Linked DNA regions of Homo sapiens: all the other regions are linked to region 3. Evidence: chromatin contacts called from ENCODE Hi-C data. All regions are on one chromosome and are shown on one strand. The core of a region is the stretch at or near the end of the contact, and the rest is flanking DNA. Distances in the headings are between cores, read along the strand shown. Region 1 holds the start of ZCCHC4 (zinc finger CCHC-type containing 4). Region 2 holds the start of PI4K2B (phosphatidylinositol 4-kinase type 2 beta). Region 3 holds the start of LAP3 (leucine aminopeptidase 3).

Region 1 (3,871 bases), core at 1,137-3,636, 7.7 Mb after region 3:
ACTATCAGGAAATTAAATGAAACATGTATAACTTATTGGTCATATTCATAATCCCATCAGTAAATATTTAACACAGGCTATTTACCATATATATATCTGAAAATAAGGTGAGTTTTTTTTCTCCCCAAAATTATCCCTCTGCAAACAAAATGGCCTGATGTTTGAAACCTTCAGCAGCTCTCACATTTTGCAGTGCCCTCCCATTTACCTTATTTGGATCAATCTTTGTTGTGTTTTTACTGTTTGGGGAAGCTTATCTGTAAAGGCTGCACATCTGTACTGGTTTTGGCTGCTTAGAGAGGTTGCCTCACAGAATCAGCATTATTTAAAAGAGAAAGAGGAAATACAGACTCAGTAACTCTGGTTTTACGAGTTACAAATTCACTTGCAAATTTTATAAACAAGTCTTTTAAGATCACAAATTTGTACATCTAAAACAAATTTGTAAATAAAAGTGCTAGAGTTCATGTGAGTAGGTAGTTAGGTCTTTTAGTTTTTATTCTGCCTAGGGCACTGTCTCAAGGGGTCCTGAGAATGTGTGCCCAGCTAGTTAGGTCTTGAGATAGTGTCCGAGAGTATCATCATCATAGCTGTAGAAAGTTTCCTATCTCAAAAGACCAGACATGTGCAGATAATATACACTGAAAAAGTGTTCTGGACAACTTGAAAAAGGGGACACTGGTACATCAAAGATACAGATGCTACTGGTGCAGATGGAGAATTTGAGTAAAACCATTACATGAAATGTGAAAGAAAAACAGCCATGTTTTTACAGTAATAAACCATAGCACTCAATGTGTGAAGTTAACTAGGCACATGCCCCAATGGTTCTTTAAATAACATAAGAGACTATTTCGTCTACAACCATAGACATGTGGCTGCGTCTTGATTACTGCACTATAAGACTTGAAATTGAGTAGGCTGATTCCTCCCACTTCATTATTCTTTTTCCAAAATTGTTTTAGCTATTTTAGTTCCCTTGCCTTTCCATATAAATTTCAGAATATTGTCTAAATGTACAAAAAGAATCTGGCTGGGATTTTCATAGCAATTGTGCTACACCTGTATAAGCATTAAACCTGGGGAGAACTGATATCTTTACTATGTTGAGTCTTCTGATTTATGAATGCAGTATGTTTCTGCATTTGTTTATTCTTTGATTTTTTTTTTTTTTTTTTAAGACGGAGTCTCACTCTGTCACCCAGGCTGGAGTGCAGTGGCACAATCTCGGCTCACTGCAAGCTCCGCCTTCCGGGTTCACGCCATTCTCCTGCCTCAGCCTCCCGAGTAGCTGGGACTACAGGTGCCCGCCACCACGCCTGGCTAATTTTTTTGTTTTTGTATTTTTAGTATTTTTAGTAGAGACGGGGTTTCACGGTGTTAGCCAGGATGGTCTCGATCTCCTGACCTTGTGATCCACCTGCCTTGGCCTCCCAAAATTCTGGGATTATAGGCGTGAGCCACCGTGCCCGGCTATTCTTTGATTTTTAAAAAACTTTAAAAATTGCTTATTTATTTTAGAGATGTCGTCTCGCTTTGTTGCCCGGGCTGGTTTCGAACTCCTGGATTCAAGCAATCCTCCCTCCTTGGCCCCCCAAAGTGCTGGGATTACAGGTGTGAGCCACTGCACTCAGCCTTGATTTTTTTTAATCAAGCATTTTGGAGTTTTTAGCATACATAAAGCTCTGTACATATTTCGTTAGATTTACACCTATTTCATTTATTTGAGTGATTGTAAGTGGTATTCTATTTTTTAGTGTTCTTGTGATCATTGCTAGTATTTAGAAATCCAGTTGATGTTTGTGTGTTTATCTCATATCCTGCAACCTTGCTGAACTCAGTTTAAACCGGAGGTGTTTTCCTGATAGATTCTTTCGGATTTTTAAAATGTGGACAATCATGTCATCTGCAAATCAGGACGGTTTTCTTTCTTTCTTATGTATAAATGTCAATGAGTATGCAACTATGATGTGCAACTTTCAGCATTGTCCAAAAGTTACAGAGGATGATGCAGTGACTGTGACTTTGAAAAACAAAGAATGATCCTTAAATCACAGCTGCTGCAGCCATTTCAGCTATTTGGCAGAGGTGGTAATGCTGCCTTTTGGACCTACAATACAACCAAGTCTTTGTTCGAATCATCTCACTTCCTGGCTATATTCTTAAGAAAGGAGGGTGCTTCATGCGCTGAGCTCATGGCACAGGTCCCGCAAGTGACCTGCGAGCCCCACCGCTAGGGGCCGCTTAGGTGCAGCCCCCAGGTGGGCGGGGACTGCGTTTCGGGGCGTGGCCTCCGCCGCGGCAGCCCCCGCCCAAGCTCCTCCTAAGCGCCTGGGGGCGCTGTGGGTCGCTTTGGGTCGCGGGGGCGCTCTTTCTCAGCATTCTTGTTTCGTACTGAGGCTTTCGGGACGGCGGCGGGAAGATGGCGGCCTCCAGGAATGGGTTTGAAGCCGTGGAGGCAGAGGGCAGCGCAGGGTGCCGGGGAAGCTCGGGAATGGAGGTGGTGCTTCCTTTGGATCCTGCCGTCCCCGCCCCGCTGTGCCCTCACGGTGGGTCAGAGTCTGGGCTCAGCCTAACTGCCGGGCGCTGAGGGTGTGAGTTGGCTTGGAAGTGGCTTTTGGGGCTCCTGTATTTTTACCCGCCTCTTTCCCTCACCAGTGTGCTGCCTAGAAAATACTCCTTCCTCGGAACGCGGTGTTTTTCAACTTACTTGAGAAACATTCAGAGCAAGTCTCCACTCTTGTGGTTTTGGCTCCAGGACTATTTCATCTCTTTTGGGGGGAAGGGGCAGAAAAGTAGGCAAAGAGAAGAATGCATGGTATTGAATAGTTCTCGTTGACAAGTACTTGGGGATTTCATTTGTTGATTTGCTCTCCCTTCAAAAATAAAAAATTAGGGAGAAAAACAGTGTAATTCTTGCCTGCGAACTAGACTCAGTTTTTCTCTAACTTACAGAAAGTGGGCGTTTCCAGCTCAAAGCTCAGGTTTTCACTGCAAGGGTAACCGCGCAAGAGATGTCAAAGTCCTCAATTCTCTGAGTCCCTTCCTTGTTTTAGTCTCAGGTTTGTAATATTCACAACGTAGACAGCAACTGTACCGACAATAGCATTTTCTTTCTGAAGAGACCGGTTTTCAAAAATTATTTATAAGTAGTCACTGCCGGAATGTTGTAACAGAGAGAAAAGAAACATTCATTAAACACAGAGAAGCCGGCGTGGTGGCGTGCACCTGTAGTTCCAGCACTTGGGGGGCCGAGGCGGGCTGATCGCTTGAGCCCAGGAGTTTGAGACTAGCCCGGGCAAAAATGATGACACTCCGTCTACAAAAAAAGAAAAACAGCTGGGGACACGCAACTGTAGTCCCAGCTACTCGGGATGCTGAGGCGGGAGAATCGCTTGAGGCTAGGAAGCAGGATCTCAGTGAGCCATGATTGTGCCAGTGCGCTTCAGCCTGGGCGACAGAGGGAGACCCTGTCTCAAGAAAACAAAACAAAAAACCCTAACAAAACAAAAAACAACCAACCAAAGAGATGGATTTAATTATGATAAATTGTGCCTAAAGCTCAAACAAATTTTATTTAAGGGCAGCGAAAACTAAGAACTTGACGTAGATGACCATTACTTGACACTTTTTTTTTTTTTTTCTATTCTGGAACTAGGACCCACTCTTCTGTTTGTAAAGGTGACCCAAGGGAAAGAAGAAACTCGGAGGTTTTATGCCTGTTCAGCCTGTAGAGATAGAAAAGACTGTAATTTTTTTCAGTGGGAAGATGAAAAGGTATATCAACTTTTTGGATATTTATTTTTTATTTTTGGTATGTGTGACAATTTTGTTGAGAACGTGTAAACCAATAAAAATATGCGGTCTGAAC
Region 2 (4,103 bases), core at 207-2,706, 7.7 Mb after region 3:
TGAAATTTAACAGACTTTAGTTGTACCAGTTTGATTTAGGTTGCAGACTTAAAGTTATACAATTGACACGTCCTTGTTTTATGGAAGGATATACATCTTGAAAGGTTTAAGGGCCAGTAAAGAATTTACTATGATTAATTTGTTGAGGACAGTCATCCTGAGACTGAGATGCATAAGGCTTTTTTTTGCATTTTGAGGAGGGTCTGGCTAACATATAAAGTTTTAATACAACTATGGGAAGTAACAGCTATCCATTTGGGAAAAGCATTGTAGTGTTGAGTGACTTCAGTCTCCAGGCTTAACTCTCCCTTTGACATAACAAGTTGGGGGTGGGGGGTGGTTCTGAGATTTTTATTTTCCTTTACAGGGTCAAAGAGGAAATCATAAAGGAAATTAAAAACTATTTTCAGCTGAAGGAAAACAAAAGCACAGTAGCAGGCCAGGCAAGGTGGCTTATGCTTGTAATCCCAGAATTTTGGGATGCTGAAGCAGGACGACTGCTTGAGACCAGGAGCTCAAGACCAATCTGGGCAACAGTGAGATCCCATCTCTACAAAAAATTTAAATTTAAAAATTAACAGGATGTGGTCGTGCACACCTGCAGTTCCAGCTACTGTGTCTTCTACAGTTTAAAGCTGAGAAGATCCCTTGAGCTTAGGAGGTTGAGACTGCAGTGAGCTATGATTGTGTCACTGCACTCCAGCCTGGATAACAAAGTGAGACCCTGTCTCAAAAATAACAACCACCAAGAAAAAAAAAAAGGAGAATTCAGCTAAAGCAGTGCTTAGAGGGCAATTTATAGCCTTAAAATACTAGCATTGGAAAAGCAGAAAGATCCAGAATCAATCATCTTCTACTCTAAGCAACTAGAAAAAGAAGAGGAAATCAAAACTCAAGTGAGCAATAAAGAGCAAAATAAGGCAATGGACCAGAAAACAGAAAATCAATGGAACCAAAACATGACATTTTGAAAAGATTTAAAAATTGATAAACTTCTAGCTAGATTAGTCAGAAAAAGAAAACATACAAACTGCCACTATCAAGAATATCTGAACAAAGACAAGGTCCCTGCCCTCCTGGACGTCTACTGGAGGAAAGAAATGTCATACAATTAAATCTATAGTTACAGATTATGGTAAACTCTGAGAGAGAATTCTGTCAGGGAGAAGCCGCTTTTGGTTGCAGGAGGGCACCTCTTTGAAAATTACTCACCTTCCCGCCCTCCACTGGGAGTAAAGCGAGCTGTGCCCAGCTTCTCCCCGCGCTCACGGAAGCAGGTGGCGGCCCCACCCCACCTGACCCCTCAAAAGCCCCGCCCCCTGTTCACTCCCACGTGCCCCGCTGCCGCCGCCGCCGCCGCCACGACCCTTCTGCGCAGGCGCGGGGGTGGTGCCTGGCGGAGGCGCGAGGTGGGGCGCGGCCGGCGGCGAGGCGGGACAACCGCTGGGCGGGCGCCAAGCGTGCCCGTGCGCTGGTGAGGTGGCGTCCGTTCTACCCGGTCGCTCCCGTTCCGCGCCATGCAGAGCCCAGTCTCTGGCACCTGGCTGCTCTGATCTGGTCTCAGCGCGGAGGGAGCAGAGGGAGTCCATGGAGGATCCCTCCGAGCCCGACCGGTTGGCGTCCGCGGACGGCGGGAGCCCGGAGGAGGAGGAGGATGGGGAGCGGGAGCCGCTGCTACCGCGGATCGCCTGGGCCCACCCGCGGAGAGGCGCCCCAGGCAGCGCCGTGAGGCTGCTGGACGCTGCCGGGGAGGAGGGCGAGGCCGGCGACGAGGAGCTGCCCCTCCCGCCCGGGGACGTGGGGGTCTCCCGGAGTTCGTCCGCCGAGCTGGACCGGAGCCGCCCCGCGGTTTCAGGTGCGACCCGGCCCTGCCCCACTCCCCGCGCCCCTCCGGGCGGCTGCCCCTGTCGCCCGGCTCGGTCCTGTCTCCCGCGCGCGCTGGCCGAGGTGGACGGGCTTTCCCCGCTCGCTGGGCAGCAGCTCCCGAGCTCGGACCGGCGCCAGCCGCAGCCGCACCGCGGGCACCTAGCTTGCTCGCTCTTTCTCCGGGAGCTCCCTCTCCTAAGGCCAGTGGTTGTCATTAAACCGATTCTTTAGACCTCCCCGCAAAGTGAGTCAAAACTTCTAGAAACCGACACTGGGGAGAGGTTAACGCTGTAAAATGACGTAAGTCCTTGCTCAAGTTTGGACTTGACTTTTGAATTAAGAACCTTGAACTCTCAGGAAAGTTCCCGGAGTGGTGAATTTGCAAAGTGGATGACAGGAGAGAGATGGACAGCCAGAATATCCAGTTGCCACTGGGGCACGTTTCAAAACCTTTTTCTATTAAATGTTGTTATTATGAAGTTAGCCACAGGGGGCAAAAGCAGTTGAAAGTCTGTTCCTGCCCTCTTACAGTTTAGTTTCTCTTTCTTGATTTACTTCTAATACATAAGAAAACCAAAACGAAAAACCTCTTTTCGCTATTAAGCGGACTGATAACCTCAGGCGAAACAGGGCAGTTGAAATGATGTTGAAGGTTAAATTTAGGTATGCTGTGCAGGCCTGGATATTTATTAATAAAGTGAGTTTTTCTGGCGTGTTGAATGGAGTTAGACAAATGTGATGGAAATAGCAAGAGACTTGTAAGACTCTCAGCTAGAGGTGAGACAGACTTGTTTGTAAAAAGGCGATGGTACACCTCCCTGCTGGTTGTGAGGATGGATTAAATGAGATGTTGTGCACCCGGTTGGTTTATCGCTTCACACATGACAACTTAAAAACCACAGAAAATGGAAGTTTCTTTAACACTGCTTAGTTTTTTTTGGAATTGTTAGATTTTAAATGTACTGTTAGTGGTACACTAATGTGTCCTTTACAGTTTAAAGAATTTTGGATAGAATCGGTCACTCAAGTTCTAGCTAGAGGCTACATTCAGGCATATTCTAGAGTAAATAAATCAGAGAATCCCAAGGGGAGCAGTTTGTCTGATTGTTTAAGCTTTAACCAACGTCTGCTCCCGTTATAATGTTACCTGATGGATGCATTGACGTTTAACCAAACAACGTGAAGCTGAAACCAGATCACAAACGGGTCTGCATTTGCCTAGCTACATTGGCAATTTGGGTATATGTTACTTAGAATTTAGTCTGTAAAATAGCTAGCTTGCCTTTTTCTGTCCCTTACCTTGTGTAAGCTACCTTGTGTACCTGGGTTTTTAAAAGAGCCTAAAGCCTTCAAAATGCACTTGTTCTGTGAAAGTGAGGTGTTTTATAAACAAACAGTATTAAGGCTAGAAAAAAATCAAAGCGAGAGGTCAACGAGATGGCAGGCCTGTAATCCCATCCCAGCATTTTGGGAGGTCTAGGCAGGAGAATAGCTTGAGGCTGGAAGTTCGAGACCCACCTGGGCAACATAGCGAGATCCCCATCTCTATAAAAAATAAACAACAACAACAACAAAAATTCAAAGTGAGGATAGAGTATAGTGTTAGAATACAAATGGATTCTTAGAATTCCTACCTTTTTTAAAGGTAATATCTTACCTGTATCACAGTTTACAATTTGCTAAGATCTTTTTTAAAAAAATATTTTATTCTCCACTGCACTCCAGCCTGGTTCTGTCTTGAGACAGAGCAAGACTCTGTCTCAAAAATAAATAAATAAATAAATAAATAAATAAATAAATAAATAAATAAATAAATTTTATTCTCTGTTGGGTGCCATGGCTCATGCCTGTAATCCCAGCATTTTGGAAGGCCTAGGTGGGTGGATCATTTGAGGTCAGGAGTTTTCAGACCAGCCTGGCCAACATGGTGAAACCCTGCCTCTACTAAAAATAGAAAAATTAGCCAGGCATGGTGGCGGGCGCCTGCAATTCCAGCTACTTGGGAGGCTGAGGCAGGAGAATCGCTTCTGAACCCGAGAGGTGTAGGTTGCAGTGAGCAGAGATGGCTCCACTGCACTCCAGCCTGGGTGACAGAGTGAGACTTTGTCTCAAAAAAAAAATTAATTATTTTCACAACAGCACAGCAAGTTAGTTGTTATTCGCCATTATTCTCATTATGAGGATTCAGAATTAATAAACTGGTAATGACTGGTAGCTCAGGTCTTCAGAGGTAAATG
Region 3 (3,817 bases), core at 1,318-3,817:
TTCGCTGTCTTTGGAGCAAATATAGATAAAATTTGGTGAGTTTATTGAGTTTATGATGCAACTCCATTTTAACTATCTAGAGAAGGTGGAAGCCAGAGTGGACCTACCAGTCCAACCCACTCAGCCTTCAAGAGAGGAAGATCAAATCTCTCCTCTGGAGTGTCTAGCTCTTGGAGAGTGAAATAGACATTCTTTCTTTCCTGCAACTGAGCTCAAGGTGAAGACTTTGCTCACTGCAGCTGGTGTAAGCCTCCCCACACCCCTGCACCTCAGCTAAAATTGCAATCAGATCAACAGTGGTGTAATTTTTTTAAAAAGAGATGGGGTCTTGCTCTGTGACCTAAGCTGGAGTGTAGTAGTACAATTATGGCTCACTGCAGACTCAACCTCCCAGGCTCAAGCAAACCTCCTACCTCAGTCTCCCCATTAGCGGGACTACAGGCACACATCTGGCTAATTTTTTAACTTTTTGTAGAGATGGGTATCTCACTACCTTGCCCAGGGTGGTCTTGAACTCCTGGGCTGAGTCGATCCTCCCACCTCGGCCTCCCAAAGTCCTGGGATTATAAGCATGAGTCACTGCACCCAGCTGGCTGGTGTCATTATTAAGAACAATTTTTGTATCCCTCCTCGTGCTTACCCATATTCTCCGAGTTGCATTCAGCTGTGTACTTTTTTACAATGAGAAATTTAAAACCAGCCGGGCGCGGTGGTTCACGCCCGTAATCCCAGCAATTTGGGAGGCCAGGGCGGGTGGATCACTTGAGGTCAGTACTTCAAGACCCACCTGGCCAACATGGTGAAACTCCATCTCTACTGAAAATACAAAAATTAGCCAGGCGTGTTGGCGGGCGCCTGTAATCCCAACTACTTGGGAGGCTGAGGCAGGAGAATCGCTGGAACCCAGGGGTGGAGGTTGCAATAAGCTGAGATCACACCAGTGCACTCCAGCCTGGGTGACAGAGCAAGACTCCGTTAAAAAAAAAAAAGTAAAAAATAAGGAATTAAAAAAAACAAAACGCTTTACAGAAAATAAAAATATATAAAAATATTGAGCACTACTTGAAAACTTTCTATTGAAACCATCCCCACTGTGTTGACAAAAATTTCATGCCAAGTTCTAGGCAGAAATATAGTTATAATTAAGCATTAATCAGGCTGTACTTTGGCCCACTTCCTTGTTGCTAAAAGTCACCTAGCACTACATACTGACCATTTGCATTCCCATTGTTCCTATAGACAGGATCTCTGACATTAGAATCATAAGCTTTCTGTTTAAGGATCGCTTAAGATATTTTTCAGACCTTGAATTCCAGCTACCAGTTTGAAGATCCCCAGAGAGGAATGGGGTCAGCTTAAGAATACAGGTTCTTCAACGCCCTGTCCCATGACTTCACCCTGCACTCTTCAATCAACGATCTCCACACTATAGCCCTCTCCAAAACCCTTAAAAACCTTGACCCCAAATTCCTCAGGGAGATGGATTTGAGGTTTCCTCCCATCTCCTCCTTTGGCGACTCCACGATTACACCTCTTTCTCTGCTGCAACCCTGGTGTCTGGGCGTATTGACTTGCTATGTGCACGAGTCAACGAACCTAATAGTGTTACATCATTTTCAAAAACAGTATTTACACCGTTGCACCTGTGGAACAGATGAAAGGACACGAATAAAAATAACTCAGGCCAGGTGCGGTGGCTCACGCCTGTAATCCCAGCACTTAGCGAGGCCGAGGCAAGTGGATCACGAGGTCAGGACTTCGAGACCAGCCTGGACAACATGGTGAAACCTCGTCTCTACTAAAAATACAAAGAGTTGCCGGGCACGGTGGCTCACGCCTGTAAGTAATCCCAGCACTTTGGCAGGCTGAGGCGGGTGTATCACCAGAGGTCAGGAGTTCAAAGCCAGCCTGGCTAACATGGCCAAACACTGTCTCTACTAAAAATACAAAGATTAGCCAGGTGTGGTGGTGGGCGCCTGTAGTCCCAACTACTCGGGAGGCTGAGGCAGGAGAATCTGTTGAACCCGAAAGGCGGAGGTTGCAGTGAGCCGAGATTGCGCCACTGCACTCCAGCCAGGGCTACAAGAGCGAGACTCCGCCTCAAAAAAAAAATCCAAAAAAACAACAAAAAAACACAAAGATTAGCTGGGCGTGGTGGCGGGCGCCCCTAATCCCAGCTACTCGGGAGGACGAGGCAGGAGAATCGTTTCAACTAAGCAGCGGGAGGTTGCAGTGAGCCGAGATCGCTCCATTGCACTCCAACCTGGGTGACAGAGCGAGACTCCGACTCAAAAAAACCAAACAAACAAACGAAAACTCAGTGGGAGTGTCTTCACTATGCAGTCGTCTATTCAGCAACCTTGACAACAAGCTCTGGCACTCAGTTTCTATTTCCCGGGAGTTGCCCAGCGCTCCGCCCACGCCCGCTTGCAGAACTCGCCCCGCCTCCGCCCCACCCATCGTGTGACGTCACCATATCGGTCCCGCCCCTCTACTTCGCGTTGCTCCCGGGACTGTCAACCGCGTCCGGAAGCCCCGCCTTTTCGCCCCCGCCCGCATGCGCGGGCGCACACGAATGCGGGCGCACACGAATGCGGGCGCACACGAATGCGGGCGCACCCTTGAGTCCCCTCCACAACCGCGGTTTGATCCCAGCGGTCCAGTCGGCCGGTGCTGCCCATCCGTCCCGCCCCCTAGACGCACGTCCGCTCGCCCGGCGCCCGAGCCAGTCCGCGCGCACGCCGTCTGCGCCCCGAAAGCCCCGCCCCAAGGCGCGCCCGCCCACCGCTCTCCACGTGCTCGCTGGAGGGCGGTGCGAGGGGCCGAGCCGACAAGATGTTCTTGCTGCCTCTTCCGGCTGCGGGGCGAGTAGTCGTCCGACGTCTGGCCGTGAGACGTTTCGGGAGCCGGAGTCTCTCCACCGCAGACATGACGAAGGTGAGAGGCGGCGGCTCGCTCATGGTCCGCCGCTGGGGCCCTGCCCGTGGGCTACTGGGGCTGCGGGGCTGGTCGAAGCCGCGGTGTCCTGGGCGCCCAAGCCAAGTTGCAAAAATCAGTTTAAAAGAAAAATTCTCTCCTTGCGGGGATCGGCCTAGGCCGCTGAGGACCCCAGCGGTCGTATTGAGGGCGCGATTCCCCTGCTCGGGGCTAGGGGGTGATGGTTGTAGCCGCCCTTTACCCGGCTCCACTCGGCCGCGCACTTGCTCCAGTCGTCACCCGCGGTCCTGGCAGTAACCCGGGGAAAGACGCGGCGGTGGGGCTCCCATCCGAGCTTGGAGGAAGCCCGAGTTTGCCAAGGTGAAAGGGTTTCTGAGGTCCCAGAGTCACAGGGCTCCTTCCCCCGCGGAAGTGAAAGGTCAGGGAGTTAAGTAGCTTGGAAGGGTTTCTAGAGGAAAAGCATGCCTCTCTAGAGAAAAGGGCTTTGGGGAGAGACCCACGTTTCCCAGAATTAAGAGCATCTTCCAGAAGAAAAGTGAACTCCAAAAAATTACGAAGGTCGCTCTTCAGATGTGAAGGATCTGCAAAGGGAATGGCTCTCGGAACCAGCACAAGCTTGGGAGTCATGCCTAAGCACCAGAAAGAGATGACTGTCCCTGCAGAAGAACGTTCTAGGGGGAGCTTGAGCTCCAGTCTCCTGCAGGTATCTCAGTGGTGGAGGGACCAGTCGCCTGACCAGTGCTATCTCCAGTACTGTGCCACAGCCTACCCAGATAACAGTTGCTCAGTTGGCTCCATTGATTCCCGGGGAGTGAACAATCTTAGGGAAGTTAGAACCTGGCAGAGTTACCAATGCCAAGGAAGGCCGTTTTCTTTGGTG

The links. A loop is a pair of places that touch in the nucleus more often than their neighbours do. Pooled maps may share reads with other maps.
Region 1: a loop to region 3 is called in a pooled map, with 30 times the contacts of the local background. The contact joins the promoter of ZCCHC4 here to the promoter of LAP3 in region 3. A Hi-C loop is called at or near these places in 8 of 50 pooled maps.
Region 2: a loop to region 3 is called in a pooled map, with 19 times the contacts of the local background. The contact joins the promoter of PI4K2B here to the promoter of LAP3 in region 3. A Hi-C loop is called at or near these places in 7 of 50 pooled maps.

The regions. Positions count from the first base shown.
Region 1 is chr4:25,310,388-25,314,258 of GRCh38, forward strand. ZCCHC4 (zinc finger CCHC-type containing 4) reads left to right here and starts at 2,387. Exons shown (of 13, transcript NM_024936.3): 1 at 2,387-2,549; 2 at 3,659-3,777. The coding sequence starts at 2,423. RefSeq lists enhancers at 314-453, 2,041-2,917, 2,446-2,505 and silencers at 2,166-2,235, 2,243-2,447.
Region 2 is chr4:25,232,577-25,236,679 of GRCh38, forward strand. It overlaps PI4K2B (phosphatidylinositol 4-kinase type 2 beta), which reads left to right and starts at 1,457. Exons shown (of 10, transcript NM_018323.4): 1 at 1,457-1,855. The coding sequence starts at 1,588. It overlaps LOC105374535 (a long non-coding RNA gene), which reads right to left and starts at 1,289. Exons shown (of 4, transcript XR_925490.3): 1 at 1,213-1,289. RefSeq lists silencers at 1,247-1,556, 1,657-1,896, 1,937-1,996 and enhancers at 1,283-1,784, 1,785-2,284, 2,217-2,346.
Region 3 is chr4:17,574,631-17,578,447 of GRCh38, forward strand. It overlaps LAP3 (leucine aminopeptidase 3), which reads left to right and starts at 2,568. Exons shown (of 13, transcript NM_015907.3): 1 at 2,568-2,937. The coding sequence starts at 2,836. RefSeq lists enhancers at 2,216-2,575, 2,916-3,115 and a silencer at 2,636-2,845.